2 separate regions of the Homo sapiens genome follow, and region 2 is linked to region 1. Evidence: chromatin contacts called from ENCODE Hi-C or POLR2A ChIA-PET data. All regions are on one chromosome and are shown on one strand. The core of a region is the stretch at or near the end of the contact, and the rest is flanking DNA. Distances in the headings are between cores, read along the strand shown. Region 1 overlaps ANGPTL4 (angiopoietin like 4). Region 2 overlaps HNRNPM (heterogeneous nuclear ribonucleoprotein M).

Region 1 (4,751 bases), core at 593-3,092:
GTGTTTACAAACCTTGAGCTAGATACAGAGTGCCGATTGGTGTATTTACAATCCCTGAGCTAGACATAAAGGTTCTCCAAGGCCCCACCAGAGTAGCTAGATACAGAGTGTTCATTGGTGCATTCACAAACCCTGAGCTAGACATAGGGTGATGATTGGTGTATTTACAATCCCTGAGCTAGACAAAGGTTCTCCACGTCCCCACCAGACTCAGGAGCCCAGCTAGCTTCACCCAGTGGATCCTGCACCGGGGCTGCAGGTGGAGCTGCCTGCCAGTCCCACGCCGTGCGCCTGCACTCCTCAGCCCTTGGGTGGTGGATGGGACTGGGCACCATGGAGCATGGGGCAGTGCTCGTCAGGGAGGCGCGGGCCGCACAGGAGCCCATGGAGGGGGTGGGAGGCTCAGGCATGGCGGGCTGCAGGTCCCGATCCCTGCCCCGCGGGAAGGCAGCTAAGGCCTGGTGAGAAATCAAGCGCAGCGCCGGTGCGCTGGCACTGCTGGGGGACCCAGTACACCCTCCGCAGCCGCTGTCCGGCCCGGGTGCTAAGCCCCTCATTGCCCGGGGCCAGCAGGGCCGGACGGCTGCTCTGAGTGCAGGGTCCGCCAAGCCCACGCCCACCCGGAACTCCAGCTGGCCCACAAGCACCGCGCGCAGCCCCGATTCCGGCTCGCGCCTCTCCCTCCACACTTCCCTGCAAGCTGAGGGAGCCAGCTCCGGCCTTGGCCAGCCCAGAAAGGGGCTCCCACAGTGCAGCGGTGGGCTGAAGGGCTCCTGAAGTGCCGCCACAGTGGGAGCCCAGGCAGAGGAGTCGCAGAGAGTGAGCGAGGGCTGTGAGGACTGCCAGCACGCTGTCACCTCTCAGCGCCATCTCGGCTCACTGCAACCTCCACCTCCTGGGTTCAAGCAATTCTCCGGCCTCAGCCTCCTGAGTAGCTGGGATTATAGGTGCGCATCACTATGCCCAGCTAATTTTTGTATTTTTAGTAGAAATGAGGTTTCACCACATTGGCCAGGCCAGACCAGCCTGGACAATAGAGTGAGACCCTATATAGGGATCTCACTATATAGAGCAATACAGCGGGATCACCCGACCTCGGGTGATCCGCTCGTTGGCCTCCCAAAGTGCTAGTGTTACAAGTGTGAGCCAATGCGCCCAGCCCTATTCTTTTTTTTTTTTTTTTTTTTTTTGAAATCAAGTCTTGCTCTGTCACCCAGGCTGGAGTGCAGTGGCATGATCTCTGCTCACCGCAACCTCCACCTCCCGAGTTCAAGTGATTCTCCTGCCTCAGCCTCCTGAGTAGCTGGGATTACAGGCACCCGCCACCACACCCGGCTAATTTTTGTATTTTTAGTAGAGACGGGGTTTCACCATGTTGGTCAGGCGGGCCTGGAACTCGTAATGTCAGATGATCCACCTGCCTCGGCCTCCTAAAGTGCTGGGATTACAGGCATGAGCGACCACGCCATCTTTTTTTTTTTTTTTTAACAAAACACAGATGTAGAATTAGAGCCTTCAGGGGTGGGTGCAGTGGCGCTCACACCTTTAATCCCATCACTTTGTGAAGCCAAGGCAGGAGGATCCCTTGAGTCTCGGTGTTTGAGACCAGCCTGGACAATAGAATGAGACCCTGCCTCTACGAAAAAAAAATTATTTTTGTTTTGAGATGGAGTCTTGCTCTGTTGCCCAGGCTGGAGTGCAGTGGCGCAATCTCGGCTTATTTGCAGCCTCTGCCTCCTTGGCTCAAGTGATTCTTCTGCGTCAGCCTCTAGAGTAGCTGGGACTACAGACGTGCACCACCATGCTCGGCTAATTTTTGTATTTTTTTGTAGAGATGGGGGTTCCACCATGTTGGCCCGGCTGGTCTCGAACTGCTGACCTCAAGTGACCTGCCTGTCTCGGCCTCACAAATGGCTGGGATTACAGGCACGAGACACCGTGCCTGGCCCTGGGAACATGTTTACATGGACTTTGTTCACTTTTTAAAACAAACTGAGGGTAACTTACTAGATCTGTGAACTAAAGAAAGAGAAAAAAAAGAAAGAAAACAAACAAGAACAAAGAACAAAGTGTTCTGAGGTTGCTTTTATTCCAAGAACTCTGTGAGCTCCGCCCAGATACCATTGGCGCCTGCTTGTGTCCCCAGGGGACCTACACACAACAGCACCAGCACCATGAGGGCGCTCTCGACCCACACAAGCCCTGGTCCCCGTCAGTCAATGTGACTGAGTCCGCCATTGAGGCCAGTCTGGCTGGCCCCAAGTGGTCCCTCTGAGTCCCCAACTCCCTGGCCAGCAAGGAGTGAAGCTCCATGCCCCTTGGTCCACGCCTCTAGAGTCTGAGCATATCCTGCAGCCTCGATCTCAGGAGGCAACGCATGCAGCCCCCCTGCACTCAGAAAGGGGGCTTCTCCAGTCGTGGTCTTCTTCTCTGTCCACAAGTTTCCAGATGGCCCCTCCTTGGAGCCCCTGCCCAGGCAGGGAACGGCCACATCCTCGGGCAGAGCCAAGAGTCACCGTCTTTCGTGGGCCTGGGACCAGGCCCAGCCAGGACGCTAGGAGGCTGCCTCTGCTGCCATGGGCTGGATCAACATGGTGGTGGCCTGCAGCGGGTAGTAGCGGCCCCGCCAGGTCTTCCAGAAGATTCCCTTCTTAAGCTTCTGCCGCTGCTGTGGGATGGAGCGGAAGTACTGGCCGTTGAGGTTGGAATGGCTGCAGGTGCCAAACCACCAGCCTCCTGCCGGGGTCAGGGGAGAGGGAACATGGTCAGGTCTTTGAGCCACCGATGGGGCTGAAAGGAGATAGGGATAGGGTTGAGGATGAGGCAGGTTGGGGACCAGGCTGGGCTTTGGACTTGACTTTTTTTTTTTTGAGATTGAGTCTTACTCTGTCACCCAGGCTGGAGTGCAGTGGTGCGATCTCAGCTCACTGCAACCTCCGTCTCTCAGGTTTAAGTGATTCTCCTCCCTCAGCCTCCCGAGTAGCTGGGATTACAGGCGCCTGCCACCACACCTGGCTAATTTTTGGTCTTTTTTTTTGAGACTGAGTCTCACTCTATCTCCCAGGCTGGAGTGCAGTGGCACAATCTCGGCTCACTGCACCTCTGCCTCCCAGGTTCAAGGGATTCTCATGCCTCAGCCTCCTGAGTAGCCGGGATTACAGGCACCCGCCACCACGCCTGGCTAGTTTTTGTATTTTTAGTAGTGAGGGGGTTTCACCATGTTGGCCAGGTTGGTCTCAAACTCCTTACCTCATGTGATCCACCCTCCTCAGCCTCCCAAAGTGCTGGGATTACAGGTATGACCCACTGCGCCTGGCCTAATTTTTGTATTTTTAGTAGAGACAGGGTTTCACCATGTTGGCCAGGCTAGTTTTGAACTCCTGACCTCAGGTGATCCACCCACCTCGGCCTCCCAAAGTGCTGGGATTACAGGTGTGAGCCCCCACACCCGGCCTTATTTTTAAGTTTAAAAACAATTTTTTTTGAGACAGGGCCTGGCTCCATTGCCCAGGCTGGAGTGCAGTGGTGTGGTGATGGCTCAATGCAGCGTCAACCTTACGGGCTCAAGTGATTCTTGTACCTGGGCCTCCCAAGTAGCTGGGACCACAGGTGTGAGCCACCATGCCTGCATTTTTTCTTTTTCTTTTGAGGCAGGGGTCTCACTCTGTCACCCAGGCTTGAGTGCAGTGGCGCAGTCTCAGCTCACTGCAGCCTTATCTCCTAGGCTCAAGAGATCCTCCCAACTCAGCCTCCCAAGTAGATGGGAACACAGGCAGGCACCACCATGCCCAGCTAGTTTTTTGTATTTTTAATTGAGACAGGATTTCGCCCTGTTGCTCAGATTGGTCTCCTGGGCTCAAGTGATCCACTCGCTTCAGCCTCCCAAAGTGCTGGGATTGCAAGTGTGAGCCACCGTGCCTAATTTTTTTTTTTTTTTGAGAATTGCTTGAACCCGGGAGGTGGAGGTTGCAGTGAGCCGAGATCGCACCACTGCACTCCAGCTTAGGCAACAGAGTGAGACCCTGTTTCAAAAAAAAAAAAAAAAAAAGAATCCTGTGGAGCACCATTATAAAGATGTTTGTGGCCGGGTATTGTGGCTCACGCCTGTAATCCCAACACTTTGGGAGGCCGAGGTGGGCAGATCACTTGAGGTCAGGAGTTCAAGACCACCCTGGCCAACATGGTGAAACCCCGTCTCTACTAAAAATACAAAACAATTATCTGTGCATGGTGGCGGGAACCTGTAATCCCAGCTACTCAGGAGGCTGAGGCAGGAGAATCACTTGAACCCAGGAGGCGGAGGCTGCAGTGAGCCAAGATCACGTCACTTGCACTCCAGCCTGGGAGACACAGCGGGACTCTGTCTCAAAAAATAAATAAGTAGGCCGGGCGCGGTGGCTCACGCCTGTAATCCCAGCACTTTGGGAGGCTGAGGCAGGCAGATCACGAGGTCAGGAGATCGAGACCATCCTGGCTAACACGGTGAAACCCCATCTCTACTAAAAATACAAAAAAATTAGCCAGGCGTGGTGGTGGGCACCTATAGTCCCAGCTACTCGGGAGGCTGAGGCAGGAGAATGGTGTGAACTCAGGAGGTGGAGCTTGCAGTGAGCCAAGATCGTGCCACAAAGCACTCCAGCCTGGGTGACAAAGTGAGACTCCGTCTCAAAAAATAAATACATAAATAAATAAATAAACAAACACATAAGTAAATAAAAGTAAAGACGGTCAAGACCCTTTTCAGGATGGGA
Region 2 (4,751 bases), core at 612-3,111, 110 kb before region 1:
CATTGTAAGCCGGGGGATTACAGCCCACAGGAAGGCAGTTTCCAGGGAAGAGTCTCCCCCCATCTGTGGGCAGGCACCCACCCCTGGGGCCTCAGACAAGCAAGAGAGGGGATGAGATCCCTGCTGCTTGGACTGGAAGCTCGAGTGACCCCAGCTCCCCACACCTCGCGTGGTTGCCCACACAGCACACACAAGCAGGCCGTTTTCAGGAACCGGTATTTATTATCAAAGTCATATTCGATGTCAACAAGATGCCACAACTACAAAAAAAATTGCGCACATTGCAATCTCAATGCAAACAGTCAAATGGAACCCCAGTCATTAAAAAAGTAATTCAAATTACCCCAAAAAGCAACTGAATTTTTTAAACATCTTTATACATCCAGCCAACAAATTAAAATGGTTAACAAGAAAAAATACAAATTCAGAGGTCTCGTATCGATGTTTAAAAAAGGCAACTGCTTAAGCGTTTCTATCAATTCGAACGTCAATCTCTCGGCCACTCAGCTTCATGCCATTCATCATCCGGCAGGCTCTCTCGGCCACCTCTGGCGACTCGAACTTAACCACGCCACACCCCTTGGACTTCCCATTCTCCATCTTGATGTCGGCGTACAGCACGTGGCCTAGGACAGGGAGGGAAGAAGAGACGACACTCAGTCCCGATTTTGTTAGATTTTGGTGGACAGAGTCAAAAAGGAGAGGCCCTGAAGCCTAGAGCACAAAGGCTCAGAATACAATGGCGAGAACCAATGACTACGGCCCCCTCAGCCACACTGCCATTCTTCTGCTAACAGAGCCTGCCCCTGCCCCATGAAAAGCCTTCCTGGCGGATTCAATGCACGCCTTTACGCTTCAGGAAGTTCAAAAAAGAAGGCGCAGTGTAAAGCCAGCTTTATAGGCAGAAAGTTCCCATACATTTTACAAAGTCTTCATTTTTGATATGCCACCGCCCCTGGTTACAAAGCCATCCGCAATCCAATGGACACGTCTGTACTGTCCAAATGAAAGCCAGCAGGTTTCACTTATTCATTTGAGCACCCGTTAAGCATCCAGATATGTGTCAACGCCGTGGACAGAGCCCTAGAGGGCAAAGGCTCTACTCCAGGAGTACCAAAGGTGGTAGGGCCACAATGCCAGAGGTGGGAACTCAGTGCCTAAGAGAGGGCCCAGGGCAGGTAGGGTGGAGGGGTCCTCAGGGGCAAGTTCTGAGTGAGCTTACACAGAAATTCACCAGAAAGAAGACTTGCCAGTAATTGGCTCACACGAGAGCATTGCGGGACACGTGCAGCACTTGCCGCTCAGGTTCTGGGACAGGAGGGAGATGGAGGAGGATAGGACCAGGTCTTCAAGGGGCTTGTGAGTCTGGACTTCCTCTTGAAGGCACAGGGCCGCTCCAGGCATTGCAAAAGTGGGGGCTGGGGGCGCTGTGATCCCACTGGCCTTTTCAGAATATCTAGCTACAACATGGGAACTCAGGAGTGGGGAAAGAGGTGAAGAATGGAGCAAAGAGGCAGATCATGACTCAACGGCTTGCCCCAAGAACCATGGAGAAGCAGCAATGGTGGTGAAATCGGAGCCACTGCTGAAACAGGAAGCGGGAGGACAGTGCGGAAGCAGCTGCCCAGACCTCTAGCTCAGGCCCCTCTAGCTAAAAAGAACAGAGGTGGTGCATGCGGGGTGGGGGCTCACCCTGGAGGGCAGGGAAGGAAGACAACTTGCTTTCAGCCACAGACAGAGCCCTCCAGAAGAGTTGCCCGATGTGCCAGGAAACCACAAGACCTTAGCCTCACCCTCACAGGAGCTGCTGTGTGCCCAGAGCCTGCACCGCCTCCCCATGGCACCTGCTGGGCTGTGTTCTCTCCGAGGCCCCACACCAGCTGTGCTGAGGGGAAAGCGACCTCGTCTGGGATGTATTTATTTAGCCTTGCCACCTAGAAGCCAGGTAACCTCAGAAGGAAGACTCTGCCTGACTCATCTGTGAAATGGGGACACTACTACCTTGTTTCAAAGACTCAAAAAGAAAAAAGGAAGTAAGGATGAAATGAGAACACAGCTGAAAAACATGTGACACATCACAGGACACTCAACAACCTGCCTGAGCATTGGCGTGGGCAGAACATGGCAAGGCCATGGGTCCTGAGCCGACGGAGGGGGCTGGGAGGGAGGTTTTGCTGCTGACTCGGCTGCGTCACCAACAAGCACGAGGGAAGCACCTACAAAGCCGTTCCCAACACTTACCGCACTCGTTGAATTTGTCCTTTAGCATCTTCCATGTGAAATCGAATGGCAGCTGAAGGGGAGAAGAAAAGGGAGACTGATGCGTGATTAAACCAAATCCTAAGGCATGCCTTGCAGCTGGCTCTGAGGGCCATGCTAGATTTCTCACTATACCGAGAAGCTGGCTGCCCTTCAGACTGAGGCGATCAGCAGGAAACTAATAGATACATGTGGGACAAGGCTGTGAAGCGGCACAGCCAGCTCCCTCCCTGGGGCTCTGCCTGTGGGAGCACCGTGCAGGATGGGACACTCAGGCCTGCGGTGCGCAGCCCACAGTCACTAAATAGTGGCTAAGGGTGGCTGAGCTGGGGAAAATAATTCCGTTACAGCCACTTCTTTCCCTGGACCATCGTGCAACACATAGTGCCTCTTCAAGCCAACCAATCAGAAACTGGAGTCTCTGAGCTCAGCGTCTGCTCCATATTCTAGCACAGTGGAGAAGCCCAGGCTCTTCCAGAACCCACAGTTCTCACATTCCTTACTTGTCCCACTAGCATAAAACGTTTGGGACAGTGGCAAGGAGGTGTGGTCCCCTTTGAAGGGCGCCACCTCTGACTTCATCCTGCTGATCTTTGCCTCCCCTGTCCCCTCATGCTCACCACCACCAAGAAGTTCCCCAAGAGCCACTTACATTTCTCACAAATATCTGGCAGGCCTTCCTGGCCACCCCAGGAGCATGGCCTCCAGCTCCACCAAAGGAACCTGCGAAGCTTCCTCCGAAGTTGCCACGCTCCATCTCGATGGCACGGTCAAAGCTGGCACCGCCACCGCCACCCATGGCCAGGCCCATGCGCTCAATGCCAGCGCCCAGGGCCGGGCCCATGGCAGGGCCCATGCGCTCGAGGCTGTTGGCACCCATGCGCTCCAGGCCCATGCGCTCGAGGCTGTTGGCGCCCATGCGCTCCAGGCCCATCCGCTCCAGATTGTTGGCGCCCATGCGCTCCAGGCCGGTGGCCATGCGATCCATCACGGGGCCCATGCGCTCCAGGCCAGCTCCCATACCTGCGGGCACCATGCGCTCCATGCTCAGGCCCATGCGCTCGATGGCAGGGCCCATGCGCTCCACGCCAGAGCCCATGCGCTCAATGGTCTGGCCCACACGGTCGATGGGAGCGGCCATGCGCTCAAGGCCGAAGCCCATGCCGGCACCCATGCGCTCCACGCCAGAGCCAATGCGCTCCATGGTCTGGCCCATGCGCTCAATGCTGGAGGCCATGTGGTCGAGGCCCAGCGGGCCCATGCGCTCAATGCCGGAGCCCATGCGCTCCACGGAGCCCATGCGGTCCATGACCAGGCCCATGCGCTCGATCTCGGAGCCCACGCGATCCATGCCGTGGCCCAGGCCCGCGCCCATGCGCTCCATGCCGGCACCCCCGAGGCGGTCAATGCCAGGACCCATCCTCTCGATCCCAGGGACGCTTCCTCCACCTCCACCTGAAACAGGGACACAAAACACAGGTGGGTGTCAAGAACTTGAGTGTGCGTGTGCACAACACGCCAGACCACTTCAGCTCATGGGCATGGATCAGGGGTAAAGGCCCACCATAATTTACCATTAAGACACCCCTCAAATGTTGACAACAGCTACAGCTGTGTGGTGGGCACATGGGGGCCTCCCAGCATTCTCTCTGCTCTATGCCACAGCTGAGATTTCCATAACACAACTTCTAAAGAACACCCCTGTATGTGTGTCTGTGAGGTGCTAGTGTCTGTGACAAGCTTTGTGAACCATGGACGTCAATTCCTGAGACATCTGAGGTTTCTCCATCAGCAGACACTGAGAAATGCTCCAGGGGGAGGCATGGACACCCCCCACTCGGGGGGCCACCCAGGGTAATGAACAGGAGTTATGTGGAGACAAGTCGGAGTCACTCCCACCTTCCCCTCCCAGCCTGTCCCTCTAGGATGCTCTGCTGGGGGCCACTCTGGCTGCATTTCCTCAGCGCTCCCAGGGCACAGAGAAAGGATTTTCGGCCACACCATCAAGCAGAGGTCAAAAAAACACACACCGAGAGATCCTCTGTGTACAAATGCACACAGCTGGCCACTTTTGGGGACCCTATTGTCAGGGAAACCAAATGACTTGCTGGCTTTGGAAAGAAGATGTTGATGGCACTGCAGAGTGGGCTCTGGTAGCGGCTGGGGGTCAGTCAGCAGAACGAAGGGACGCCCCCACCCGTGGTGCTTGCAACTCTGGAAAGCAGGGTCTGGCTCCGTCAGCAAGGCCACCCCTTTCCACATGCCGAGTTTGGGGCTCCTCCCCGAAACCCTGTCGCTTGCCTCTGAGAGTGGCCATCAGCCCAGAGCCAGCCTGTGACCGACCCAAGCAGCCTAGTCAAAGATACCAATTCAAGAGGAAACTGGGCAGTTTCTCTAACTGGCTCTGTAACTGGCCACACCGCGCCTGCTTCTCTAGCTGCACAGCACACAGTGAGCGGCCAAAGCAGGCCCGACTCTAAGAATGTGTGACT

What was found. A loop is a pair of places that touch in the nucleus more often than their neighbours do. ChIA-PET counts read pairs that join two places held with the same protein, here RNA polymerase II (POLR2A).
Region 2: a map of astrocyte of the cerebellum shows a loop between it and region 1 (4-fold over the local background). The contact joins two enhancer-like sites. A Hi-C loop is called at or near these places in 1 of 168 maps with a recorded cell type or tissue (astrocyte of the cerebellum). POLR2A ChIA-PET finds 5 or more read pairs at or near these places in 3 of 52 experiments (AG04450, common myeloid progenitor, CD34-positive and naive thymus-derived CD4-positive, alpha-beta T cell).

What each region holds. Positions count from the first base shown.
Region 1 is chr19:8,371,690-8,376,440 of GRCh38, reverse strand. ANGPTL4 (angiopoietin like 4) reads right to left here. Exons shown (of 7, transcript NM_139314.3): 7 at 2,071-2,736. The coding sequence ends at 2,555. RAB11B-AS1 (RAB11B antisense RNA 1) reads left to right here. Exons shown (of 3, transcript NR_038237.1): 3 at 1,833-2,065. Among named protein-coding and RNA genes, the nearest start is that of ANGPTL4, 9.9 kb to the right of the region's middle. Within about 2 kb of position 1,842, at least 9 of the 41 ENCODE cell types and tissues checked have a DNase peak (open chromatin) inside an H3K27ac peak, as active enhancers do.
Region 2 is chr19:8,484,566-8,489,316 of GRCh38, reverse strand. HNRNPM (heterogeneous nuclear ribonucleoprotein M) reads right to left here. Exons shown (of 16, transcript NM_005968.5): 14 at 2,912-3,714; 15 at 2,242-2,293; 16 at 203-626. The coding sequence ends at 463. Among named protein-coding and RNA genes, the nearest start is that of PRAM1, 16 kb to the left of the region's middle. RefSeq lists enhancers at 1,708-1,757, 2,048-2,137. Within about 2 kb of position 1,861, at least 15 of the 41 ENCODE cell types and tissues checked have a DNase peak (open chromatin) inside an H3K27ac peak, as active enhancers do.